7 separate regions of the Homo sapiens genome follow, and regions 1, 2, 3, 4, 5 and 6 are each linked to region 7. Evidence: chromatin loops called from intact Hi-C (ENCODE). Cell type or tissue: mammary epithelial cell. All regions are shown on one strand. Region 1 has its middle 190 kb from the start of RBMS3-AS3. Region 2 has its middle 79 kb from the start of RBMS3-AS1. Region 3 overlaps RBMS3 (RNA binding motif single stranded interacting protein 3). Region 4 has its middle 140 kb from the start of RBMS3-AS3. Region 5 overlaps RBMS3 (RNA binding motif single stranded interacting protein 3). Region 6 overlaps RBMS3 (RNA binding motif single stranded interacting protein 3). Region 7 has its middle 340 kb from the start of LINC00693.

Region 1 (4,000 bases), 180 kb before region 7:
AAAAATCTCAGAATTCACCACTATATAATTCATCCACATAACAAAAAACACTTGTACCTCAAAGCTATTTAAATAGAAATTAAGAAAAAAATTACGAAGAACAGCACAAGTCTCTCTATTCCCTAAATCTGGCTATCAATCTGGATATCATATTCCACAGGAATAACACTAATAATTTGGATTTTCCATCCTTGACTTCCTCATCTCCAATGACTTTTTCTCCTGCCACCTCATTCCCACAGTAAGGTCCTAGAATTATTATTATTATTATTATTATTTTTTTTGAGACAGAGTCTCACTCTGTCACCCAGGCTGGAGTGCAGTAGCATGATCTCGGATCACTGCAACCTCTGCCTCCTGGGTTCAAGCGATTCTTCTGCCTCAGCCTCCCGAGTAGCTGGGACTACAGGCATGTGCCACCATGCCTGGCTAATTTTTGTGTTTTTAGTAGAGATGGGGTTTCACCATATCTCGGCCTCCCAAAGGGCTGAGATTACAGGTGTGAGCCACTGTGCCCAGCTGATCCTAGACTTTTCAACACCTCACCTGCTCAGTTTCCAAAGTGATTAATTCAATCATCTCACTCGCCGACAAATTTAAAAGATGGGTAGATGTACTCTATTTGTCTCTTTCCCCTTCTTGCTGATTGGAACAGAAAACCATCTTTGCCATGAAATGGAAGTCAAATGATGGAGAAAGCAGAGTGCCAAAACAGAATGGGCCTGGGCTCTTAATAACTGTAGAAACATTGGACCAGCCCTGGATATAATATCAAGATATTTGAGAGAGAAACTGTATGTAAACTACTCCCATTTCAGCTCTAGGCCCAAGGAAACTCGATTCTAATTTGCTGATCTCACTATAAATTCCTGGTTGTTAGTTCAAGTGGTTACCCAACACTGGTTGGCATACTTACCGTTTCTCTAAGTTCACTTTCCCACTCTCCACAACCATCCTTTACTGACTTCAAGGACCTGACCTCTCTTTCTCCCCAACTCCTACCCTTTCTCATTCTATATTAAATGTGCACTGCACGCTTCCTAAAAATCATAATTGATATTGTCATCAAATATACAACTGACCTAAATCTTTGCTCATCTTTTCTTTTTCCTTCTAACAACCTTGGAGTAAGTGAGGCTTCTTCTAGCAGAGGCCTTTCCCTGTATGGCTATCCAGATACTAACATTTCTACCACCTCAGTTATCTCCTCCTACTTGCATTTTCAGCCTCTCCCTCTCTGTTAGATTTCTGAAAACAGCATTTTAATTTTCTCTAATTGGTCTCAAGCAAAGGAAAGAAGAACTCCCTGAATGCACCTTCATTTCTACTGACTGTTCTCTCTTCCTTGCATATTCAACTGCTTTTAAATATTATCTACACACACCTATGATGACTTTCTCATCGGCCATTAACTAGACACTTCTTTACTCAGAACCTTGAGAACACAGTTCTTGATAGGAAAACATGCACTTGAAATTTTTTAGAAAGCCATTTAAAACAGCCCTTGTGTTAATGCTGATATCAAAAAATGAAAGGTCACAAACATCCTCCAATGGACCTCTTAAAAAATCTTAAACTTACTTGACCTTATGTGATCATACTTCTCTTGATTCTTGTGACAACAAATTCTCCTGGCTTTTTTCCTATCTCTCAGTCCAGTCATTTTTCATTTCCTTTACCAACTCAGCTCTTTATACTTTGAAACCTTCGAATTCTTAACCTCCTCAGTAACTGTGTGTGTGGTGATCCCCTCCCTGAAATGTCCTTTCCTCTTTTCTTTGCAAGGTTAACTTTTCTTCATCCTCCAGGTGTCACTGAACTATTACTCCCTCAAAAAGAACTTGGACTTTAAAACTGTTTGCCACATTGTCTTTTAATGTTTCTGTCTTTTGTAATTAGACATTCATTTCCGATATTGTCTCCGCCAAGGTTTATATTCTACCATAAACTCTATAAGGTCAGGGTTCATGTCAGTTTATTCATCATTCTTTTTGAGTAGCCTGACACATGGGAGAGGTTCTATAAGTACGTGTGGAAAGAATGAATGAATAACTTAGGATGATGGAAATTTTCACTTACTTTATTGTAATGCAAGTACAGAGAAAAGGGAGGGGATTTTCTTTAGGTATACTAGTGTTTTATTCATTTTCCATTGCTTTCTGCATCAAAAGTCAAGAAACATGATTGAGCAGTGAATGGATTCAGAATTCTTTGTAATTTCCACTCAATTTTTCCGTAAAACCAAAATTGGTCTAAAAATAAAGTTAATTAATTTTTTAAAAGAAAGGCACCACAGCTTAGTAGTGAAGAGCATAGGCTATAGAGTCACACAGTCTAGGTTTCAATTCCAGCTCTGTCATTTAGGAGCTTTGTGACTTCAGGCAAGTTCCTTAAACTCTCCCTGAGAGTAGGAACATTTTAGTTTTATTTTGCTTTGTTTTAATGTTGTTCACTGCTGTGTCCATACACTTAGAAATATACCCAGCACATAGTATCAACTAAATAAACAGATGGCTTTCATTATTTTGAGGTATGTTCCTTCAATACCTACTTTATTGAAAGTTTTTAACATGAAGGGTGTTGAATTTTATTGAAAGCCTTTTCTGTGTCTATTGAGATAATCATGTGGTTTTTGTCTTTAGTTCTGTATATGTGATGAATCACACTTATTGATTTGCATATGTTGAACCAATCTTGCATCCTGGGGATGAAGCCTATTTGATCATGGTAGATTAGCTTTTTGATGTGTTGCTGGATTCAGTTCGCAAATATTTTGTTGAGGATTTTTGTTTCGATTATTCAAAGGTATTGGCCTGAAGTTTTCATTTTTTGTTGTGTCTCTGCCAGGTTTTGGTATCAGGATGATGCTAGCCTTATAGGATGAGCTGAAAAGGAGTCCCTCTTCTCAATTTTTTGGGAATAGTCTCTGTAGGAATTATACCATCTTTTCTTTGTACATCTGATAGAATTCAGCTGTGAATCCATCAGGTCGTGGGCTTTTTTTTTTTTTTTTTTTTTGGTTGCTAGGCTATTTATTACTGATTCAATTTCAGAGCTGATTATTGGTCTATTCAGGGAGTCAATTTCTTCCTGGCTCAGTCTTGGGAGGGTGTATGTGTCTCGGAATTTATCCATCTCTTCTAAGTTTTCTAGTTTTTGTGCGTAAAGGTGTTCGTAGTAGTTTCTGATGGTTGTTTTCATTTCTGTGAGGTCAGTAGTAACATTCCCTTCAAAATTCTAATTGTGTTTATTTGGAACTTCTGTTTTTTTTTTCTTTATTAGTCTAGCTAGTGGCCTACTTTTTTTTTTTTTCAAAAAACCAGCTCCTGGGTTCGTTGAACTTTTGATTTCTGAGACAAAGTCTTGCTCTTGTCACCCCAGGCTGGAGTGCAATGATACAATCTTGGCTCACTGCAACTTCTGTCTCCCAGCTTCAAGCAATTCTCCTGCCTCAGCCTACCGAATAGCTGGAATTACAGGTGCCTGCTACCACACCCGGCTAATTTTTGTATTTTTAGTAGAGATAGGGTTTCACCATGTTGGCCAGGCTGGTCTTGAACTCCTAACATCAGGTGACCCCCCTGCCTCAGCCTCCCAAAGTACCGGACTTACAGGTGTGAGCCACCGTGCCTGGCCTGATTTTTATTTTTATTTCTCATCTTCTGCTAGCTTTGGGGCTGGTTTGTTCCTGCTTCTCTAATTCTTTCAGTTATGAAGTTAGGCTGTTAATGTGAGATCTTTCTAAGAGTTTGATGTGGGTATTTAGTGCTATGAATTTCCCTTTTAACACTGCCTTAGCTGTGTCCTAGAGATTCTAGTATGTTGTCATTTTTTTTGTCACAATTCATTTTTATTTACAGAAAATAAATACTTATTCCAGTCTCAAAGTTGCCATACTTGAAGTTGCTAATTTAAAAAATGAATTTTAAATAGTCACTTAATAATCCTGCTTTGACTAAGACAGTGAAATGTGGCTTAAAAAAAGTATTCAGCATCATTT
Region 2 (4,000 bases), 1.1 Mb before region 7:
AGTAGCTGCCTTTAGATTATATGCTGATATGTAGGAAGTCCTAAGAAGGTAGAGCGTGTCTGGTGATTGGATGATAAAATAGGATTATCATTCAAAATCGTGGGTGAATTTAGCTCAACCAGCAGCTATGTTTCTGTGTTCTCTTGTTCTTGTGGCCTGGAAGCTGGTGGCTTCAAGCCTGGCATTTGTGTCCTCCAGAATCTGAGCAGCATTGCAAAGTAGCTAAGTGTCACCTTGGTTCTACCATTGCCTCCTTTCATCTTCTTAGATATTAATCTTGTCTTTAACTCTCAGGAGTTACCCTCATAAAAACATCTTTAAAGAGAAACATCAGAACTAAACAGTTAAAATTATGCATAACACTTGATTGATGATAATTTTTAGAGCATTTACACATGATATATATATTGCCTGTTTTATCATAATCATTCTGAGAAATAAAAGATATGTATTTTGAGACATAAAAAACCTGACATTCAGAAAGGAAGAAAAAATATTTTGCAGATGGTATACCTAAAGTCAAAATCCAAGCTCTTTTCACTGCTTGCCTGGTATTTTTTCTAATATTTTGTTATCTATCTCTAAGAATAAAGTTATAATGGTGAAATGCCAGGTAATAGAAAAGTTATTTTGGGCAAACAATTCATTCCTTCAAGCCATATGAATAGATTCAGCATTATTAGGAGGAAAATCATTGGCTTTTGTACTTAGCTGATCCTGTGTGTGGATTTTGCCTGTACCATGAAAACATGGCCAAGTCCTATAACTTTGAAAAGTTATGTCCAACTTAGAATGGCATATTCCACTCTCCTTGCTGTCAAAAGAATTAAATGTCCCAGATCACTTGGGAAAAAGATAACAGACACTCTGTTAAGGGGCTGAACTAGGGAGTAAGCAGCAGCAAGGGTTAAACATATTGCCCACAAAACTCTCTGATCTTATTTCACACCAAAATGTCACAAACTGGTACTTACTAGAATACAATACCTTACAAACAAGAATGCCTACTCTCTTTTGGCATCATTAAATTATTTATGGAGGGTCCATTTGCTAGAAACTGTTCAATGAATGAGTCAATGAAAAGTTAAACCTATCTATTTGGTAGACAAGTACTTTCCTTCTAGAGTAAATCAGACAGACTCAAATACAGAAAAGATTGAAACAGCAAGTTATTTCTGGAACAGAAAATGTGAATTGTGTTGAGTTTTGTCACTAAGGTGATTAGAATAAGTGTCCAATGCCCTTCTTCTACAGAAATCACAAATCCCAGGCCAAGTGAGGCAATCTATTAAAAAAAAATGCTGATTAAAAACAAACAAGTAAGAACACACACACACAAACAACTGCCTTCCCCATTGGCATTTCCCAAAGTCATTTCAGAAGAAATTTTTGAAGCCAGGGGTTGAGAATTTGAATGTATTTTTAAAGCACTCTCTAGCCCTTCCTAAGTATAGGTCCATGGGTAGGTTGCCCAACTCTCCAAGCCCCATCTGGGAAATGGGGACAATTTTCCAATCCCTGTCTCAGAGCACTCTTGTGAAAGTTGTATGAACTCAAGTATGTGAGGGCACTTGGTGCAGCTCTTGGCACAGAGTGAGTGCCCAGTTAATAGTGATTCTTTCTCTTAACAGCCTTATCTCACATTACTGGTTTTGTGTAGGAATAGAGAACCTGGGATTTGGGTTTGGAATCCACTAGAGACTAATACAGCAGCGCCACCTGGTGACCATTTTACCACAATAGTAACCTAACAACGTCCTAAAGATCATGGGTGAGAAAGCTATCTCCCTTTGTTTCTAAAGATTTAAATAAAAATACAGTCTCTTGATATATTAGAGAGACTTTTATCATTATTGAAAGTGTCACTCCTTAAAAAAATCCAGAAATAATCAAATTCTCAGAGATTAAGTTTGAGCTATATTTTCATTGTACTGCCTTTGGAAAGCAGCAGTTAAATGTTATCTTCATCAGCATCAATTAAAAAAGGCATAATGGAACATAAACCTTGTTAGAACTATTGAGAATTGACAATTCACTCTGTTCTTCTTGGAGAAAATAAATTATTAGACAGTAAAAAAATGCATAGATATGAGATCAGAAAATCATGATTATTTTATGTACGAGGGTCACATAATAAATGTAGTTTGTTTCTTCATTTCCTAGTCTTCATTCTGCTGTGTTCATACCTTGTAACCTAGGGTTCTTCACCAGAAACCTCTAGGTACATTTTAGGAAATGCCAAAATGTCTTGCAATTTGAAGCAAAATTTTTGTGCATATTGGGTGGTGGTGCAGTACTATTATTTTTTAATCCTAAACAAATAAACAAAAAAGAATTTCTATCAAAAGAAAGCTTTGATAGAACATGGGTGTGGTGTTCTGAATGTTTATGTCTCCCAAAAATTCATATGTTGAAATACCCCTAAGGTGATGGTATTAAAAAGTGGGGGCTTTTTGACATGATTAGCTCATGAGGACTCTGCCCTCATAAAAGGAATTAGTGCCCTTATGGAAAAGGCCTGTGAGAACTTGTTTGCCCCTTCAGCCTTGTAAAGACACATAGAAAGCACAATCTATGAGGAACAGGCCCTCACCAGACCCCAAAACTGGTGCCTTGATCTTGGACTTTCCAGCTTCCAAAACTGTGAGCAATGAATTTCCGTTGTTTATAAATTACCCAATCCAAGACATTTTGTTACAACAGCCCAAACAGAACAAAGGCAGTGGGTAAAACTAAGTTCAAGATCTTTGTTCCAGGCCGGACACAGTGGCTCACGCCTGTAATCCCAGCACTTTGGGAGGCCGAGGCGGGTGAATCACAAGGTCAGGAGATCGAGACCATCCTAACACGGTGAAACCCCGTCTTTACTAAAAAATACAAAAAATTAGCCGGGCGTGGTGGCAGGCGCCTGTAGGAGAATGGCGTGATCCCGGGAGGCGGAGCTCGCAGTGAGCCAAGATCGCGCCACTGCACTCCAGCCTGGGCGACAGAGCGAGACTCCGTCTCAAAAAAAAAAATCTTTGTTCCACACTTACTTTCTTAAACTATCCAATAAATCCATTCTTCCAGTTTTCTCGTCTAGTTTTCTCTTCTGCCAGTACAATGTGAACTGATGTTCAGAAAGGGAAATGGTATATACACAACATATTCTTAGAGCCTGGGCACCGGTTGGAGAGCTTTCTCCACAGCCTCCCCTGGGTGCATGTATTCTAAAGCAAGAAGATGCCATGTGGGAAATCACCTTGATGTAGTGGTAGCTTCCAACTACACTGTTATGCAGATTATACTAGAAGTCATAGAACAGAAAGACTCACAGACCAATAAAGATGCTAGAAGCACGGGGCTTATTAAATCAATTTTAAATACACAGAAAAGAAACAAGGTGAAAGTCATGGGGTAGGTTGACTCATTGAGGTTAAAGTGCGAGAGGGGTGGAAGCACACTAGCTGAATGTTCTGCAATGTTGGTATATATACTCCTTTTCCCTCTGCCACATCATCCTTCTCCAGTGATGGTGTGTTATACCAGAGTTGGGTTTTGAGCAATGAAAGAGGGAGCCAGTGGAGCATTCTTACTCCCTCCAAGACAATCAGGGGCAAACCACTGAAATTCACCAATTAGGTTGATGAGCTGCTGTGGGTACCAGAATGGAAGGCAACAAAGAGTGAGCAAATTAAGACCTAATGAATAGTGAATGCTTAATTTTCTCATATATATATATATATCTAGTGTATCACATATAGTGTTTTCTTGGTCTTTCTTTCCCTTTCTATTTTTGTTCACACTCACATGCTGTACTTAGCTTTTCTGTCTTAAGGGTCGCTTTGTTGTTTAACACATCATAGGAATTTCATGTATCCCTTTGTTTTCCTGTCTTCTACAGTAGAATGGAATATTTTTGAACAACACAGCAAATGACTATTACAGAACAGGATATTACTGGCTCTTAAATATGAGCTCCAAGCTAGCTTGGATTACTCTGGTCTGGAAAAATAGGTTT
Region 3 (4,000 bases), 420 kb before region 7:
ATCCCAAAGTGCTGGGATTATAGGCTTGAGCCACTGCATCCAGCCATATATTCCTAAATCTTACAGATTACTAGGGCCATATAGGTACTATTTTAGTACCTATATGGTAACATATAGAAAAATAATTTTGATCAATAGGGATAATTTTTTAACATTTTGTATCAAATATCCCAAGGACATTATGTTGGGTGCTAGAAATTACTCCAGTGATAGCAATGTATTCATTAGTTTACAAATATTTCCATAAATGAGCACCAACTTTAAAGTGAAATCATCTTTAAAAAATAACAAAAGGGATAAGCTGTGGGGGTTAAGAATAATTAACCATATTATATGTATATAAATACTCTAGAGTTAATTTTAGAATTTTAAGCATGTTACAATGAAATTATAATTAGAGCATTTTAAAAAACCGTTTCAGATTTGCTAAAACTGTATACTTTAAAAGACCAAAGAGTATTAGAAGTCTAGGAAATAGGAGAAGGTACATGGAATTTGACTTAATTTTATTTGTAATTGTTTAAATATGAATTTGACCCCCAAAAATCAACATATTGTCTTTTTTGTCTTTCCAAAAGGAAAACATGATGGCAAAGCAGGCAGTGTCAGGCCTGGGTTGGAATGTTTAACCAATTTACCTTTGACAATTTGCTCAACTTTGCAAGCTTCAGTTTTTTCATTATAGAATGACTAATAATATCTTTTTAGGATTAAATGACAAGATATATCTCTGTATAAGAATATTCACATATGTATATTTCATTTCATGATGCCTAAGACATGGTAGCTGATTAATAAATTATAGGAAGTGATACTGTTCTTACAGGGGCCCAGCTTTCCTATAAAGTAATCCTTTCGTTCCGCAATAAAGTCATTGCCATCAGTATCTTTGGGGTTGAGGCCACAAACACCGTCTCACAGGTTGATTATGGTTTTTTTTTTCATCTAAAATTACGTAAGCAAAATCAATATTGGCATGTGTCAGTAGATCTTGATTGAGCATTTTACTTTGAATACTTGTAATTGAGTTTGATGGAAAAGCTGACTCATGTTAAGAATTGTGCCTTGCAAAAAAACACAACTGCCATGGTATAGTTTGGATCAGAAAGCATCCTTGAGCAAAATATGTTGTACATGCACACAAAAGTACATCCACTCCTAAGCCTATGAAAATTAACAGAAAGCCTGTTTCAAACTGTGCTTACCACCCAAAACATGAAGAAAATGTCAAAATATTTTTTCTTACTTGTTTGAGAACTATTTTTAGATAGTTTTTGAATAGAGAACACATATTTGTTAAAGATGCCGAATTCATTCCAGATGGAGGCTTTGCTACGAAGTTATGGGATGCAAAAGATCTGGTTTTCCTTTGTTAAGAAAAACCGGAAAGGCTGATCAGTTGAAAAATTAAGGTACGCCAGGCCCAGTCCTAAGAATTGCCATGAATATTTTATAATCATTTGAATACATTTAGAACAGAGTACCCCTCAAAAACAAAACAGAATAAAAAACAAAATGAAAAAGAGGGAGGGAGGCAGGAAGTGAGGAATTAAGAGGAAGGGAGGAAAAAGGAAGGAGGGAAGAGAGAAAAAGATATCTTCACAAATTTCACAAATGTATCTTTTAGTCTCTTTCTATTCAGGCTGACCCCTGTTCCTGTCTTCCCCGCTGAGTTCTGAGCTGGGTGGCTGTGAGCCTTTGGAATGCTCACACTTCAGACGTGACAGACGCCGTACACTGGGCAGTCCCAGAGTTACGAGTTTCTCCCACATACCAAATACATTAAGTAGCAGTAGAGTGCTTAGAAGAGCTTTGGCACCAGGCCACTCTGTAACAGGAACTTGCTTGGCAAAGAGCTGCTTTAAGCACATTTGCTGTGTATGTATTTGTAGCAATTTCTTTCCCTTTTAGACCCTTGAAATTGACATGGCAGGGGAGTTCTTTGAGCATATCTGCCACGGACCAAAATAAATGCTTAACCTTCTAGAATGTGCCACGTGGACTATATGCATAATTTCTGCTAATTTATTATCTCACTGCTTGCACCAACAGGCATTATATGGGCACATACCAGGCAATTCTCTTCTGTGATGAAGTGAGACTTAAAATATTGTATCAGTACGCATTATCATTGGAGATTGAATCAAAACCAGGAAGGAGTAAATAATGTTTGCTCTATCATAAAACTGGCAAAATCCAATAGGATAGTCTTTTGTAGGAAGAACAAAAACATCTACAACACTGACAGTGCAGTCTAATTGTAGCAGTTAACCATTAAAAAAAAAATGTCAAACATAACTGAGAAGCAGGCTTCATTTTCCAGTATGTTAACAGCAAAAAAGGCAGACCTATAGTCAGGAGGAAAATGCCTGCTATTAAAACATAACTGATGAATGTTACAAAAAGAGTATTTGTCATCAAACAATGCTTCCATTGTAAAACAATTCCAACCTATGCATGAAAGATTCCAAACGCTAGTACAGCATTCAATTTGATACTGGAGTTTTATCATATTATTTCATGCGAAGAAGAATTATACACTCAATCTGTCTGACAGCTTTGCATATAAAGAACAGTTTCTGCATGACAAATGTGGTGAGCTTATTAAGTTACCAATACACTGCCAAGCCATATTGTCTCAGCAACAGCAGACCCAAAATATTTTCAAATGATTCTTTAAAGCGCAATGCAGGAAAGCCTGAACAACGACATGTCCTGACTTTAATAAAATTCACAACTGCAGGAGCATTTATTTACCTTATATCTAATTAGAATAAATCATCCATAAGCCTCATTTAGTCCATATTTAGTGTGTCAGACTTTTATCTTTTGAGATAGTTGAAAATATTAGTTTTTGATTTATCATCTGCTGCCTCACAGCTGCAAAAAAAAATTAAACTATTAAGCTTAATATAAAAACAGAACACTGTTTCTTAAAAATATAGAGACACGAGAGTATTTACAAACATACTTTTAGGATGGGAAAAATTAGCTACTAAATAATGCAAAATATTAAGAAAACACTTGATCAAAATTAGGAATAGCAAGTAATTTAAGCAAACTAACCTCTTCATTTTTTTCATATTTGTAAAGACATCTTAACTCTCAATCTTGGAATGAACTTACAGGACTAAGTTATATGTGTATTGCAAACGGAACTGTGAAAAGCTTAAATAGTAATGATGTATAATAAAAGCAAAAGGCTAATGCAACAACTATGACTTTACTGTTATTGTTCACAGGCACCATTTTTAAGAAACATTTGCTAGTTGTTGGGTACTAAGCTAATAAGCCCTTTAGACATAATTTTTAAATTTTCACTCTCACATCAACTCTCTAGTATAGTCCCGCTGTACAGATGTGGAAAATAAAACATAGAAATTGTATGAATTGTACAGCTTTGCCTATGGTCATAACGCTAGATACAAGCAAGTCTAGATCTCTCTAATTATGGAAGTACTGAGCACTTAACCATTCTGTCTTACTATATTTTCTTGACTCTTGCTCCACTGAACAAGAAATTTCTTTGCATAAACAAATACTAAATAGGATTTTCAGGGTATCCTATAAAGAACTGTCTGTCATATCAAAAATCATAGCCTAATCCTACTAAGAAAACAAAGACAACTTTGCATCCCTGTTCTTACTTGTTAAAGATGCTGAATTCATTCCAGATGGAGGCTTCATTGCACTGCTGCAACGGAGACACAGCGACTCAACTTAGTCACATGGATCGCTCTTTATTGAATATTTCAAGACTTACCCACCCTAGTTCCAAAGGGAAGTTGTTAACTGAGAATAGGGACTATACTAAATCACCTTAATTGTAGCTTCACTATAAATTTAAAATTTAAACTGCCCTGTAGGTTGAAAGCAGTTTTGTTCTGTTTTACTTTTCCCTCAGTCTGGTCTTAGAGTTAAAGAAGAATGGGTTAATGCAGTGGAATTTTTTTTAAATTATACTTTTTATCAAGCCCCATGAATTGTTAAGCCACCGTCT
Region 4 (4,000 bases), 220 kb before region 7:
AAAATAAATATTTTATTTCTATTTTTTTTTTTAGCGGAACCCATCTATCCAGCATGATAAACATTAAGCATGAATGTTGTTCAACTGCTTGACACCTACAACACTGCTTGGGCAATGTGCTAATTGGGCCAATTTCCTATAAAACAGGGTCTAAGACACAGTCACCATTTATTCTCCTTAGTAATGACCAGTTATTGAGCCCCTATACGCATTAGATGCTGTACAAAGCACTCTTCAACATAAAGTCTCTAATTTTTACTCCAAGAAACTTTATGTCACTTGGATCAAAGTCACAGTTGGTTGGTGCTGGAGTCAAAATGTGAACCAAAATTTACCAAAGGGCCTGCCTAGGCCTTTTCACTTACGTTAAGGGGTCTTGAACTCACTGAATGTAATTCTACCAGGTTGTCATCTTTCGTACTTTGAGTTGAACTTGTCCCATTTTACCAACTTTAATCTTGGAGATGCTTGTACCACCCCTTGTGGCTTCCTTGTGTTTTACCCAGCTGTATAATTTGACCTTTCCATATGTTTCTTGTCAAGATCTTGATTATCACATACAAACACACTTATGCATGAAGGCAAGGAAAAGGCTTATAACAATATGCTGCAAAAAACCAACAATGATATCTCACTAGGTGGTAGGATTATGAGTAATTTGGATAGTTTTTTTCTCTTATGTTTTTCTGTACTCTCCAATATTGTATAATCAATATATAATAATTTTGGAATTTGAAATAACTACAGGAATTATGTTCTTAGAAATCTAACTTGTGACAAATGTTAGCTCTTCAGTAAATCTTTCCCTGATCACACACTCTCTAAACTTGCTTCTTTCTAAACTGAATTCTTTTACTATTTATTTTGCATGCTATTTATATGACACTTCTAACTTCCTGGTGGTAAAGCTGTGTTTTAATGCATATTTATTTATACCAGCCTTTCTAGGTGGGGATTTAAGATGGTATGAGTTGTGCACAGAACTCCTCTTTTTTGGGATAAAAGTCTTCTGGAGGGCAGGACTGTGCTTTATGCTCTCTCTATCCCCTACTGTACCTATTATGCAGTAGACAATCAATAAACATGGATGGAATAAATGAAACTTATAGAAGAGATTTAAAATCTCATTTCTGTCATTTCAACTTCCTATCAACTCTCCTCTATAAGCAATAAAAATGAATTATTTGAATTTAATTTCTCTAGAGATCCATCTTTTAGTGAAAGTGCAAATCAGGGATGAAATAGCTCAAGGCAAGTGATCTGAAGGACAGGAGAGAAAAACAGAGGGTGGCAAAAAGCCACTAGGAAAGTGCAATGATGAGTTCTTGCGTAATCAAGAGGTGGCTAAGTTTTAAGACTGGTCTTTCTCATGGATAACAAATCTTGAGGTTTTAGTTTTGTACTACTAAAATTTATCATTGGATGAAGAAATCTGAACAACAGTCTTCAGATTAATTGGGTCATCATTATTCATTGTGGGAAAGAAAGCAGGTAGACTAGGATCAGCCTTACAGAATAACCAATTGTGACCTGATTCCTTAAAGCACTAAGCTTTACTTGCTATTTCTATTTTTCCCAACCTTCTAATATAAATATTATGAAGTCTAATTAGGTATTTGAATATTCACCAAATGTAATCTTCTTTCAGCAACTGTTGATTAATGTACTACTGAGACAAATAAAATGATACTCTTGGAGTTTAGAGGGGTGGCTAGTCAAAAGTGAAAGAAAGAAACATAAAAAAAAACCTCTAGATTTTCATCATTCTTCTGGAGACATCCTTGCTGTGCTCTCCATTTCTGATTACCTTAACCCCACTGGGTGTGTCACTCCTTCCAGGATGGTTACAAGCAAGTGGGAAACAGGTTTTGACACAAGCTGCTGTGTGGCTGAAAACACAAACCCAGTATCATCAGCCAGTCCACATGAGTCACCAGAAGAAGGAGCTCCTGGTGCCTCCTGTTTCAGCAGGTGAGGCAAACGTGAGGCAAAGGGGAAGCACACTAAGTACATCTAATTTACTTGCATTGATGTGGATGAAGAAAAAAGAGACAACTTGTCTTCAACACCTCCAAGAAGTTCTGGACCATGCTGTTTCATGAAAATTAATTTTATTGCAATCCAAATTCAGACACTCCAGCTTCTTTCAATATCTGTCTATAATACAATTGCCTTTCCCAGACCACATGTTTTTTGGCCTTTTATATATGATTCTATGGGGCTTTTTAATAACTTCAATAATTTTTATTCCTTTAAAAATTATTTAAAATGGCATTATCAAAAGGAGGAAGCTCCAGGACCAGTGACAAGCGAGCATGTCCTGATGAAACCAGTATTCTGATTCATTTTCTTGAGCTCCAGTCATATTCCTGCCTTACCGCAGGTATCTATTTCCACACAGTATCTATTTTCCTGAATTCAGAGATTTAACAATCTACTTTATTCCTACTGAGTGCATAGCACAATGTATACATTTTTCTCTATAAATCATTTTTGCCATTCACATTTACTGTTTTTAGCTCTTATGACAAATTCCCTATTCTAATATAATGTCTCCTTCCTAACCACTCTTATTCATTGCTACCATTGTTCTGTAATTTTCCCAAATCAGTAATACTCCAAGATAATATAATTCTTCACTGACCCCTTCAGGATGTAGAACTCTCAAGTTTCTCATTATTAAAATCTGCACTCAGAATCTGATTAACTAATTCCCATAGAACTATATATATCAGTTAAAAAATGAATCACATCTTTCCAGATCATTCCATTTTAGAATATAAAATGTTTAAGGTAAAGTTAATGAGTCTTTTAAGGTAGAATTTCAGGCAATAGAGGCAGGTGGTGAGTTGTTGGGGTGGAGGTGGTAGTACTTTTAGGGGAATAGCTTCATGGAGTTTTGTCAACCTTAGCACGCAAGGTTCATGAAGGTTGCTGTCAACCTTGCTTTTGTGTCAGTCTGCCCTACATAATAACAGCAATCATAACATATCCATAACAACTTTGACTATTACTCATACTATTTTTAAGTCCCTTTTTTAATCAAAGAGTTGTAATATGAATTTTAATATCATTTCATGTTCAGTACAACCCTATGAAATTGCCTTATTATCAAGGGACAGTGGGGAAAGAGCTGGGTCAAAACTACTCAGCTAATAAAAGGCAGAGCTGGGATTCTAACTCATAGCTGTGGAATTCAAAAACCCATGGTCTTAACCATGATCTGCTTATGGTTATCTGAAATACATCGAACTTTTAAGATATTCATTGAAGAGGCTCATTCTTCTCTTCATAATTTCTTGGTTGTTTTTCTCAGTATTCTCTGGTCAGGCCAGGTGATTAATGTCACTTACACTTCTCAAGTTTTTCAGTAACTTCATTCCTGATCCGGTGACTTTTACATTTCATGCAAAGCATACGTGGTATAGATTTGCCATTAAAGTTTCTTTTTCCCCCAACCCACCAAACTCTTAAAAAAATATTGAAAGGGAAATTAAAGTTTAATCAGAGAAAAGAAAATGGACCAATAAAATACTATTTTGTACCTGCCTTAAGCAGATGATGCTATGGAAAAGAGTGCTTTTATTAATTTATTTTTGAAGTTATATTTTATTTTTTAAGATATTTACTATCCAGTAACTAAAACATTTCTCATTAACTAATTTACGTGTTTTTTTCAACTTTTATTTTTGTTTCAGGGAGTACATGTGCAAGTTTGTCACTTGGGTACATTGTGTGAGGCTGAGTTTTGGGGTACCAGTGATCCTATCACCCAGTACCAAGCATAGTACATGACAGTTTTTCAACCCTTGCCTTGTTCCCTCCCTCCTCCCTCTAGTAGTCCTCAGTGTCTATTGTTATCATCTTTATGACCCAAGCACCCTATGTTTAGCTCCCTCTTATGTGAGAACATGCAGTATTTGGTTTTCTGTTCCTGCATTAATTTGCTTAGGATAATGGACTCCAGCTGCATCCATGTTGCTACAAAGGACACGATTTC
Region 5 (4,000 bases), 780 kb before region 7:
AAAACAAATGCTTTTTGTGCCTGTTTATATTACCTTGTCCTTACCATGCTGAGCACACAGGCCCTGCATTTCTTTATGTAAGAACTTCTCTGGCTGGATAATCTCTGTTGTCCTCCTTTGTAGCAAGTTAGAAGTTTTGGAGAAATCACAACTACTAGGGGTACCTACAAAAATTAAAAATTAAAAAAAACCCAAACGACCAGGGGAGACATTTTACTAGTCAATCAGGGGTTGGTGTATAAATAACCTAGCTCCCTCACCCCTTGTGTATGATGACTCTAAGATGTGTACCCTACACTGGCTCTTGGAGTTGCCCTAGGGTATTGACCTGCAGTCACCCACAGTGGTAGCTGAATTAATAAGGTGCTCTTGTCCCGATCGCCATCTATCAGTGTTGTTTCTTCACGTGCTCCTGAACCTCCCCAGAAGCATCTGCTCCTTGGGGAGCAAGAGCTAAAACAGAAATTATCATCAACTCTCAAATATTATGAATTGAGCAATTTTATAAATATCTAACTTTTCATGTTCTGGCCTTCGTGCAGAAAAGAGGAGCCAGCAGTCATCTATGAGACAGGGTGGCTGATGTAACAAAAGATCTATCCTTTCCAGTTCTCATACAGTGTGTGACATTGCTACTCAAGGGCCTTTCATCAACAAATGATTAATTGGTGAGGAATGACATTACCTTCCTTGAATAAAACATAATTTAGTACAAATGATCGTTTTTAATTAGCTTGCAATAATAATGGCAGGTACCATTTATTCAGCACTTACTGTGTTCTATGTTGTATGCTAAGTGCATTTATCTTACCTCTGAGATTGGCACCATAATCTGTATTATAATCAGCTACTATAATCAGGAAATATAATCCCCATTTTAAAGATGAAAAAAACTGAGAGCCTAACTCACGTGAAGTCACACTGCTAGTAAGGGGCAGATCTGGGCTTGGAAGCCAGGATTGCTTGAATTGGATGCCTGTGAGTGTCCATAATTAAGTGTCACCATCCATCTTTGTTACAGAGATCAGGATCCTAAGGGAGTTAACAGAAGACATGGAGAGTTTTTAAAATGTCAATGCCTAGGGGATCTTTACTGACGGCAAGAAAGAAGAAAGAAACATTGAAATCCTAGAGCCTGGTCTTGGTTTAGTGACCCCCCTGGCCTTACCCTTTGTCCCTTGGCCATCTCACTGCTCAATTTGACCAGTTCAAACAACAGAGGAATGAAAAAGAAATAAAAATCAACTTGGAAATTAGCACAACTTTTACTGTGGGAACTGGTTTACATTTTTGGCTAAAATTAAGCTTGGGATTGTTTGTGAAACTCAATGAAGCAAGAGTTGGCAATGTGTACAGGCAGAGTGTGTTCTCCCGTGCTGTCCACACACGATTTCCTAACAATCAAAAGAAAATGCTTTATCTGTTAGTAAAAGTTAGCAAAGTTTCATAACTTCCTGTAATTACTACTCTGAGAGTTCACAATGGTTATTTTTTCACATGAAATTGTTAAATGAGGGCTGCCTGAGATTTCACTTAAAATTTTGCACTTGGAAGAAAAAAAGGGGAAAAAATGAGAAGCCAACAGAATAACAACTCTAGAAGTGAAGAACTAACATTTAAAGAGTGAAAATAATAATTAAAAGTAGGATCTATATATTAACTAAAATGCCCCTCCTCAACAAACATAGGAATACATACTCTACACAGAGTTCTAAGAAGTTCGCAGTGAGCTTACATTTGTGGAATGCCTACCATGTCTCCAACCAATTGTCCATATTCTTACATTTAACCTTTCTACAAATCCAGTAGCATTAGTATCACTAATCCTTTTTTATTAATAAGGAAAAAGTCACAAAACCTGAATTCATACCATTTTAAAATTTGTTAGTTTTATTTATCCTTTCTTATACTAGATCTTTGCAAGACTAGATAATAATTCATTGCTTCTAGATAGTCTGCGAGATCCTAATATGAACAAACTGCTACAGTAGTAGTAAGAGTAAAACTCCAAAGGGACTTGGAATTTTTCATGTTATTTGAGCAAAAGTGTTGTTTAAAAAAAATGGCCAAACTTGCTTTCAAAATGAAAAGGTGAGTGACTCAGCAGTGGGCAATGAGAGACTCTCACCAGCCTATAAGTGCAGTGATAAATAGCAGACATTGCTTAGCTAAGTTATGAATAACCACACCAGGAATGTGTCTGCTTAGGCTCCTGTGCCTGACAATTGTTACATGAATATAAAACAATCTGCCTTGTATTTTTTTTTTAAAAAAAAATTTGCATGCAGCTTTTTACTTTGCTAGATTTTAAAATTTGGGGCTGGGGTGGGAGATGGGTAAGAACAGTTTTTAATTTTTTTTATTTTTTTATGCTTCCTCCTCTTTAGCCACAACATTTAGGACAGTCACTTGCACAGATAATGTGTTTAAAACATAATTGAACTCTAAGTATATGCAAATCCTGAAATACCTAGAAATTCAGAAACTTCCTATATTAATTGGAATTCAAAAAAAATCAAGCAGGAAATTACTGTGACCACCTACATCCATATACGGATATACAAACTAATTGTTAGTCTTTGCTAACAGTGAATCCCAAGTAACCCAGAACAGAGTAACTCTTGCTAACTAGTTCTACAGTAATAACTTTTTTTAGGAATAAGAGTAAGACAGCCCTATGAAATATTTTTAAAGCAGATTTCCTCTTATGACGAACAATTGTAAAAGGTTTATCTTTCTACAATAGGACATGTTCCCTCAAAATAGTAGAGAAATTTGTTATATAGACAAAGGCTTCCATGAATGATTTTGAGGATGTAAGTTGGAAATGAAAGAGAAATATAGTTCCAGACTTGGGTGAAAATGTATGTGACAAAAAGATGACATAATCTATCAAAATGTAATGAAAAACAGATATCAGAAGCAGAGGCAACTAATGTAGCCATGGCCACCCCCTTGCACACCCCCTTCCCTCAACACACAAACCTGCCTCACTCTCCAGAGGCTGTCTTGGCTGACACAGAGGATGCATTCCATACATGTTTCAAATACCAAGGATCAAGAAGCAAATCCAAGTGTTCACTGCGTAAGTGTTCCTGTCATTTTGTGGTATTTTGAAGAAACCACTGTGAAGCAACTTGATTCAACTATTGCTTTAAAACTCAAACACTGATCATGTTGACACTGTCTACAGTAATCAGTGTTTGAAAAATAATGGATAAACATTTTACTATTTGCCTTTAAAGAACAAAACAAGAGTAGTATTTCCAACCTAGCTAAGAGGGGACAAACAGAAAAGATAGAGAATTCAAAGTTTTGTCTTAGGATGAACAAAAATCAATCTGAAATTATTGATCAAATCATTGAAATTATCATTATGTACAGCTTCGGTCTCAACCTAGTTCACTGATGTTACCCATTTCTCTACCGAGAAGGGCACATTTATGAAACTGAAGAATGACTGTATGAATAAAGTATGTTAAGCTTTCTTATATGCTAATAGTAGTTAATCTTTGCAATAATCTTTTGAAGTAACATGATTTATTTTACAAATAAGTAAACTGAGACACAAGAAAACTCAGTCATTTACCCAAGATCATAGTCAATAAATAAATGTGGACCCTAAATTTTAGCTCAATAGAAATAAATTGGCATGCTTTTCCCATCCCCCTGTTTATAAGATATATATTTGCCCATGACTTGGGCTGTTTATTAGATATAGGACATCCTCAGAGGCATCCATGTATGTATATGCATTCAATAATGACATTATTCCTCAGGCATGAAACACCTTAAAATATCTTTCTAACTATCCAGAGAAAATTATAGTCATGAATTTGAGGTCTATGTATTAGTCTGAATTTGCTCTGTACAGCATCACACATCACAATTATGCATTTTCAAGGAATGTTTTCTGATGGGTATTTGTCTTTAATTCATTCTAAAATTTGGGGAAAAAATGTAAAGAAGAGTGTTGTATTTCTATCAGATATCATAATGT
Region 6 (4,000 bases), 500 kb before region 7:
GGGTTAATACAGAGTTCTCAGCACACAGCACAGCATAGAAAGCAAAGAAAAGATAAATAGATAAACTTGGAATACTGAAATATGGTCTATACTTACCTGTATTAAGAGTATAGGAGATTGCTTCTTGGCCTTTTGATCAAGCATAGAGTACAGGAAAAAATGGCACCTGCATCCAATGCTAATTCTTGTGAGAATGTCCAGTTATTTTACTGTAAACTGTATTCTTTATAATAAAGGAAAACACATTTTACTACCCAGAGTGACAGTTTTAAGTATCACAATGAATAGAATGATGGAATGGTCTAGTTTTATAACTGGAGTTCTCGAAGACAATAAATGTAATCAATTTGATTGCTTTTCCTTGTGGTTTGCAGTAATGGGAGAAAACTGCTTTAGTAATAATACAGATAAAAATAAAATGAGAGAAGGACTAACAACATAGGACTTTTGCTATTAGCATGGTGGCTTTTACTCAAATGAATTAAGATCCATCAGTAGACTCATATGAAAGACTTTTTTTAGCAAAGGAATATTTTTCACCCAATGAAAATAGGCACCCTCTAGAGTTATGTCCTTATTTCAGCAGAGGAAAGCAAAGATTCTCAAAGTATACACTACATCACAGAGACAGAGCTCTTTTTTTAATGCCGAAATCCTCCCAGTTTAGTCATGCAGAAGAGTGAGATTCTAGCACACCCACCATTGGCCAAGAACCACTTTTTGGAGTATTATAATATTCTGCAACATTGACTGTCTATTCATCCTGAATCTGGCTATGCTATACGCAAAGGCACATTTCCTTTTATTTATTTGGATTCCACTGGTCATTAATTTCATTTAGCACTGAGGATTCTGACAAAGTCAATTAGTGTCATATGTTAGCAATTTCAGAGAGACAAATAGACACACCTCTAATTTTGGCCACCAGTTTCTATCCTGGACCCAATTTACAATTTTGCGCAATGACACAGATAATAACAAAAAAGAAGTATATTCTGCACTTATTTTATCTTGATTAGAAGACTGAGAATGGCATGACCTAGTGTGTTCCATTTACTTTGAACTTCTTATCACATCCCAGCAGGTCAAATAATGACTTGTTTATGAATGGGAAGAAAGTGAAAGTTATGTTTGTAGCTGATGTGCTAGTTTTAGTGACCAATCAATATCTCATCCCTGCCTAATGATATAGATTATTTTTTATTGAAGACCCAAAGGGGAAAACTAGAAAAATAATCACTGACATTATAATTTTGCCTATTATACAAGCTTAAATTCCAATGGTTGGTCTTCCTGTTAGTCAAGAACACATCTTATGTGTTCCATTATGAGATGGAGTAAAAATAATGTTTACATTTGTTTTACCAAAATATAATAGAGTATTGATAAACGATAGACAATTCCTTTCCTTGTCAGTAGATTATACACTTCTGATTATATACTTTATTTCACCGGATTGTGTCACTTCTGAAAATACTTTTCTGAAATGAAACTAGTTTAAATTCTCAAACTTCTCTAAATGGAATAATATTCCATGTTCAGATATTCCCGACTTTGGTGTATATTCCACTGTTGTTTTGTTTTGAACCACATATCTCTGTTTTGAAACAGTTTTAAAAGTCTGTTTAAATATATTTCTCAAATACTATGCTATGCAGAAAGGGGGACATTCTTTTTAACTGGAATTAGGGTACAGCATACTAAGGGATACCAATATATTCCACTTAATATAAACCCATAGGATATTCCCAAATTATAATAATTAGAGAATTAAGATAATATTAGGGAGAGCTAACTGAAGGTAAAAACGGAGAACACCATAAAAGTTGAAAGCAACAGATATTTAACTCTACGTGGACTGCATGGATGAGCCAGAGGTTAAGTTTACATACTTGATTATGAAAATTAAGGTGTCCCCTGAACCCAAGGACAAACTCAGGTCTTGTTGTGCCTTAAGTTTATACAATGTTGGAGACCCATTAAAAAAAGAATAAAATTTATAAATATAAAATTACTTAAAAAATGAATATTTGTTTAGAATAAAAACGAAATTTCAACATATCACTAATATTAAAAAGCTGAAGAACAACATGAAAATAAAAAATGTAGAAAATAATATTAATTCCCTGACACACTTCAGAAATAATCCCCTCTCCTTTTTTGCTGCAAACCTTTTGATTGTCTCTTTATATGAGAGTAATTTCATACTATTTTCTCCAGGGAGAATTATCTAGAGACAGATAATTCTGCCTGTCCTCTAACAGCTGATAGGCACTTTTTTTTCTAGTGATAGTTCAGAAATGTTTTCTTCAGCTTCACAACTCATAAATGGTAATAGCTTATAACTTGTTATAAGGTAAGAATGGTAGGAAGGTTAGGATAGTAAATTTGGGCATAACAATGTGGATGAATTTTGCACAGAGTTCGCTTCTGGCTTCAGATTTTTTCTTCTACTTCCCACATCCTTCCAGTGTTGGGCACCAGAGACCACATTCCTATCACAATAGAACCTTGAGTTGGCCCAGCACGTTCCTGCCACAATGCCCAAGACACTGGTACAGTGAGGAGTATGAGTATTCTTGGAAACCATTCAGACCACAAAACAGCTAGCAATAACACAAAGATGGATCCTATTGAATTCAAAATAAATGCATCTCTTACCCAACTTACCCTTAGCTAAATTCCAAAATACCTGCCACCACTGCAAGGAAAAAAAAAATGCAAATAGGGAAACTAGTGTGAAAAGAGACAAGGACCAGTTGTGATTAAAATGCATTTCTTTTACAAATTTTCCAAATCCATGTAACCATGGAAACACATTGCCAGTTAAGGAAAGAATGTGGATCTTGTGGGATCTAAATTTTATACACTTTGGATGGCCATTGACCATTTTTGAGAAGAATACAAAATGATTATACAGGATTAGATATAAGATTATAGAAGAGGTTGGGGAAAAGGAGGGACCCTAAAGCCTAAATTTTGTCAGCTTCTAGGCAAACCTGCACTATCTCACATTTCCAGCCACACCTCCATCTCTCCACCTCTCCCACACACCAAGAGGTGTTCTGAAAATTCTATCTCTCTGTCATATCAAGAGGTGATCTTCCATTTTCAGATGTAAGTATCTCGTGTGATAGAGCTAAATGACTTAAGGTAAATAGGGAGAGCACCAAGAAAGTTGAAAGCAACAGATGTTTAATTCTAAATAGTCCACAGGAATGAGTCAGAGGCCATGCTTTTCCTATGCGTTTCCACTTGTTCTTTCTGTCTACAATGTGTTTTAGCCCATGCCCCTTCATGTCCTTTTTTGGACACTTTTCCTGATGGCTCTACATGCTGAAGGGTACTTCCAAGTGTTATATCATGGCATGAAAATTTCATCCTACATTATGCCTTGAATATTCACTTGAACTCAGCAATCATTTTCCACAGATATACAGTATACTGATAATTTAACATCTGGATACATCATTTAAAAAAAAAATTTCATTGTCATGACTGAGTCTTAGCCAGGCCCCAAGTCCTGCCTATGCTGCATTCTCAGTGTCTCCCACATCTGCCTTTTCCATCCGTTCTACTATTTCTATTCAGAGCACTTCACTTCACATATGGATTAAGGTAACTGTCTCCAAATTGTATTTCCTGTTCCCAAGCTCCAAGTACTCTAATCTATCCCACATGCAGCCTTAAGCTTTATCTTCCCCCAACAAAAATTAATTTTCACACTTCATCCCCATGTTAATAAAAGCAATCCTGAAATTCTCTTCACTGTCTATAGATCACCTTCCTGAGACTGACATTCAAGGGCTCTGGGCCAGTTTCACAGTCTCCCTGACCATTAGCACACAAAAATAAATTTCTATTTTCAAATGTTCATAAATTTACTGTCTTGTGCCTGCAAGCTATTCCATTTATTGTTGCAAATTTATAATAATTTAATGCTCTTTGCTGAAAAAGAAAAACGATTGCTTCCTGATGCACGCCTGAGTACCTATTACTC
Region 7 (4,000 bases):
GCAATACTTAAGAAGCTCTAGGGTTGGAAGGCACATGGAGGCAGCTTTTAGGAGCAAGAGATCTTGCTAAATGCCTGGGGCTCTATCTCTGGGAGATTTAGGTGACAAGCATGGGCTTTTGAGTTAGGCCTACGCTCCAAGTCATTTCTCTGTTTCTAAAATAATGTCTTACTTTCTGGTTCTGCATGTCTTCATCAGGCAAATGGTACCTTACAAGCTATTTGTTAGTGATGAGTAATTACAACATAACATAAGCAAAGCCCTTAATACACTCAGAGATAGCATGGGCTTGGTAAAGGGAGCTGATGGTCTGAGTTAGTTTGGGACTAGCCCTGGTTACACTTCATGGCTATATATGCATAAATAAGTACATTTGCACAGTCCTAAAGTGAAAATGCATCAGCTTTCAGAACCAACCAACGCTTGTAAGCCCCCCGACTTTTATGTTAGCAGAACTCAATCCCTTTCATTTACAGCATATTCAATGCAGCTACACCTAACATAAAATATAACTTTATCTGCTGCAAACATTTTGAAAGGATGTTTAATTTTCCTTGTTAACATGTAAACTTAAATTTAGTTATGATTTGATTTCTCGGCAATTATCAGTATCATCTTGTGATCTGAGCAAATGCGATTCTATAATTGTTTTCAAAATGTGAACAATGTTTATTGTGACTAATAATTTCTGAAGATTAACATAACAAACATATTAATTTTGGCTAAGACCATTTCTCTGAGTCACAAAAAAGGTAATCAATGATCATTTGTCAGACTTCTGTTTAAACTCCAGCTCTAGCACTCTGAGCTGTGTGACCTGCATAAATTACTTGGCCCCTCTGAGCCTTCTTTAAAATAGGCATATATCATCACCATCTCTCCCTCCTTCAGCCATGTGTTGTGATGCATACATGAGAGAATATGTGTGTAGGTACCCTGTTAATGTGTGAGTATATTAGTATTTGAATGAACACGTGGAGCAAAAACAATAATAGCACCCTCAAAGTCAAATTGAGATTCTTGTTCCGTTTTTCTCACACCCTCTGTAATAAGTACTAACACGCAGTATCCTGCGTTGGCAGAGGAGGGTATAATAAGACCCCACATCTACCCATACTAATAAGTAAAGTAGCAGATCGAAGGCCCTCCGGGATTTAAGTCCTGCCTTGAAGATGCAGAACAGGGAGGTCAATGCCACCTATAGCGAGAATTTCTTTCCTCTGCAAAGGTGAAAGTCTCCAGATACAGGGGCTCTTCCCAGATCATAAGTCACCCTCCAGTAGCCATTTACGCTGTAGGAGGAAGGGCCCCACAAGTAGCCTGCTCAGGCTCCCTGGAAACTTCTGTGGCTTTCATCAGAGTTCCGAAAGTGAAACGAGGCCAGACATCCTTCCAGGGCCAAAATAGTTCGGAAACAAAAATACGCTGTGCGGCAAGCCCACCGAAGCCAAGGCAGCTGAATAAGCACCCAGCTCACAGCACAGGAAACCAGGCTGCCCTGTAAATAAAATTAGCCTAATGAGACTCTGTCGCCATCCCATGTCTGAACTGAAAAGTGATTTCTGCCAAGCCCTATATCCAAGCAGATAATCGTCTCTCTGAACATGCATGGGACTTCTAGCTAAAGACATTTCAGTTGAAATTCAGAGTACTCATGTACTAAAGTATTTTTTTTATAATTATTCTCCCTAGAATTCTAGGATAGAGAGGACTTTTCCCATTCTATGATTTTAGAAGTTATTTATTTACGCCAAACTCCATTTTAATTGAGGAATAGTATGATTGTGCATATACTTGAAGGAGAAAAGCAGGGAGAGAGATGGAGAGGAAAAAGAGAGAAGTTTTCATTGTCTAAAGTATTTTTTATGGTTCCCAAACTAATAAAGAACTAAGGATTTAGATACCAAAGCTGGCCCCTTTCCAATAGGGCATCCAATGAGAGTTGCTCTCAAAGGATTTATCCACGAGGAAAGCAAATTCACTCATATAAACAAAACAGGATTAAAAAATTGTTCCAGGAACGTCACAGCTCTGTCTCAATAAGCTTGGCTGTGTATTTAGAGACTTGGTTGGATTAACATATCCCACTATGTGACGTCGCTGCCTCCTATGGTCTGTGCGGTGAACGAAAGTGAGGCAATCAGCAGCAGGTAAAGATACTGTATGTGCTCCTTGTTGCTGAAATCAATGACTAATCCTGCATGGACAGGATGAATACAAAGTCAGGGAATCTGCTCTCACTGCAGAATGCCTTTTATAATATTTGCATTGAAAAAGTTTTAATAATACACTCAGCTATGGTAGTCAATGTCCTATAGAAATACAACAGATAAGCTGGTTGACCCCCTAACGTTCGATTAATTCATCCCTGCTCCATGTATCCCTCTGAATGTGTTCTTATGTCTCTTTGTGTTTCAGTGAGCTGGCAGTCTTCCTTTTCTTTGGTTACTCTCCATGGGAACTAGGTCAGGGATCTACCCACTGTGGACTCCAATGAATGGTCCCAGTTGATTGATTGTTTTAAGTGAGACTTGGAGACATTTTAAGAACACTGTAAGGATGATGGTTTGGGACATGGCACAGTTTAGCCTCAACTAAGTAGAACATTAAAAAAAAAAAAAACCACTTAACTTTTGGAAGCAGTCCTAAATGTTTAGGACTAAAACTTGTTAATAGGATGGGTAGAAGAAATGATTACAGAAATTTATTTTTTGTTTTCCTTTTTTGTTTTGTTTTGTTTTTTATGTGTAGCTGGTAGGGGAAAAAAGAAAAGTATAAAAGGGAATTTTCAAGGTATCTGATTCTGGGTTGGAAAAGGGAAAAAGTGGAATGGAATGGCAGATTCTTGTATATTCAAAATAAATCTTTCTACTCTCTAGTAATATGAGGTACAGTGCTATAAAGCTTTTGCTCTGAATCACTATGGATAAATAACTTAAATTCTCTAAAGCTTTGATAACATGAGAGTGTTATCTATATGAGAGGATTTTTGTAAAGATTAAATGAGATAAAGCACATGAAGTGATCATAAGTCTGTCCCACAAAGGGTAGGTGTTAATAAATGTAGCTGAAATTATAGTATTAATGCAGATTGTAAACTTGCCCATTGCCTACACACCTAGGCTGTAAAAATTTGCATTTACAGTCTGCATAATACCTAAAATGAGAATATAAAAGTCTTACTCTAGTTATTTAAAAGCATATTAAACTGTACAAATTTGAAGTTTCATTCATCGCTAAAGCTAATTCTAAGGAAAGTCAAAAGAAAGAAACTTCTGAAGAATGACAGCAGTGCAAAGCAACAATCATAAATAGAGATAGAGCATGATAACATATATATGTCATGGTTAATGTCAATTTCAGCTAAGATTTGTCAAAGAATAGCAAGCCAAATACATTTAGACTTCCCTAAATAGTTTTGTTTACTATCTTCACCCAGACATCTTATAATATAAGAAGGGTGATTTTAAGATATTAAAAGTTTGCCTTTGGAGTTAAAAAGTAAAGACAAACAGAACCTATAAGCTCATAACACCTTAGGCTTAGAAGTCATTAGATTGCCTAATTCAACTCAATATTACCACCATGTAAAAATACCTACCTAGAGCATTGTCAGTTACACACCTGAATATTCAAAATCACAGGTGTTCATTGCCTCCTAAGGCTTTCTACTCTAATTTCACACAGTTCTAATAGTTAAAAAGTTCTTCATGCTGAATTGAATTCCCCATTCTTGTAACAATTTCTATTACCTGTTGGAACAATACAAAATTATTCTCTTTTCTACATAAAAGCCTTTTAAATATAGAAAGATTATTATCAGGGTGTCCCTAAAATCTTTCTCCCTTAAGACAAATATGCCCAGTACCATCAGAGATTTCTGTTAGTTGTATGTAAATTCTCCAGTCACCCTTTTCTTGAATCAGTGAACATCTGCTCAATACCACACTCTGGTGTGAACTGAGAAAAACAATATAGGGTAGGAACATCGGCTCCTGTG

Evidence for each region. Hi-C counts contacts between places; a loop is a spot of excess contacts. Peaks named below come from ENCODE experiments on the same cell type or tissue, not always from the same donor. Only the 100,000 strongest peaks of a DNase experiment are listed, where the experiment ranks them.
Region 1: it touches region 7 in a loop (11-fold over the local background); 2 of 110 quality-filtered maps call a loop at or near these places.
Region 2: a loop joins it to region 7, with 3 times the contacts of the local background. A loop is called at or near these places in 4 of 110 quality-filtered maps.
Region 3: it touches region 7 in a loop (8-fold over the local background); 2 of 110 quality-filtered maps call a loop at or near these places.
Region 4: a loop joins it to region 7, with 4 times the contacts of the local background. A loop is called at or near these places in 3 of 110 quality-filtered maps.
Region 5: it touches region 7 in a loop (4-fold over the local background); 5 of 110 quality-filtered maps call a loop at or near these places.
Region 6: a loop joins it to region 7, with 3 times the contacts of the local background. A loop is called at or near these places in 3 of 110 quality-filtered maps.

What each region holds. Positions count from the first base shown.
Region 1 is chr3:29,089,449-29,093,448 of GRCh38, reverse strand. It overlaps the pseudogene MESTP4. Among named protein-coding and RNA genes, the nearest start is that of RBMS3-AS3, 190 kb to the left of the region's middle. In mammary epithelial cell, no CTCF peak of the experiment used is centred here; no DNase peak of the experiment used is centred here.
Region 2 is chr3:30,010,848-30,014,847 of GRCh38, reverse strand. No RefSeq gene overlaps it. Among named protein-coding and RNA genes, the nearest start is that of RBMS3-AS1, 79 kb to the right of the region's middle. In mammary epithelial cell, a CTCF peak has its summit at 1,725 (motif pointing left); a DNase peak (open chromatin) is centred at 1,707.
Region 3 is chr3:29,333,402-29,337,401 of GRCh38, reverse strand. All of the region lies in intron 1 of RBMS3 (RNA binding motif single stranded interacting protein 3), which reads right to left. Among named protein-coding and RNA genes, the nearest start is that of RBMS3, 54 kb to the right of the region's middle. In mammary epithelial cell, no CTCF peak of the experiment used is centred here; a DNase peak (open chromatin) is centred at 1,771; H3K4me3 peaks cover 799 bases; H3K27ac peaks cover 3,216 bases.
Region 4 is chr3:29,135,686-29,139,685 of GRCh38, reverse strand. No RefSeq gene overlaps it. Among named protein-coding and RNA genes, the nearest start is that of RBMS3-AS3, 140 kb to the left of the region's middle. In mammary epithelial cell, a CTCF peak has its summit at 1,956 (motif pointing right); a DNase peak (open chromatin) is centred at 1,895.
Region 5 is chr3:29,693,130-29,697,129 of GRCh38, reverse strand. All of the region lies in intron 4 of RBMS3 (RNA binding motif single stranded interacting protein 3), which reads right to left. Among named protein-coding and RNA genes, the nearest start is that of RBMS3-AS2, 52 kb to the right of the region's middle. In mammary epithelial cell, no CTCF peak of the experiment used is centred here; DNase peaks (open chromatin) are centred at 1,359, 2,139 and 3,059; H3K27ac peaks cover 3,242 bases.
Region 6 is chr3:29,415,260-29,419,259 of GRCh38, reverse strand. The region is part of intron 1 of RBMS3 (RNA binding motif single stranded interacting protein 3); the gene reads right to left. Among named protein-coding and RNA genes, the nearest start is that of RBMS3, 140 kb to the right of the region's middle. In mammary epithelial cell, a CTCF peak has its summit at 2,490; a DNase peak (open chromatin) is centred at 2,539.
Region 7 is chr3:28,914,355-28,918,354 of GRCh38, reverse strand. No RefSeq gene overlaps it. Among named protein-coding and RNA genes, the nearest start is that of LINC00693, 340 kb to the right of the region's middle. In mammary epithelial cell, CTCF peaks have their summits at 1,542 and 2,107; DNase peaks (open chromatin) are centred at 1,524 and 2,134; H3K27ac peaks cover 621 bases.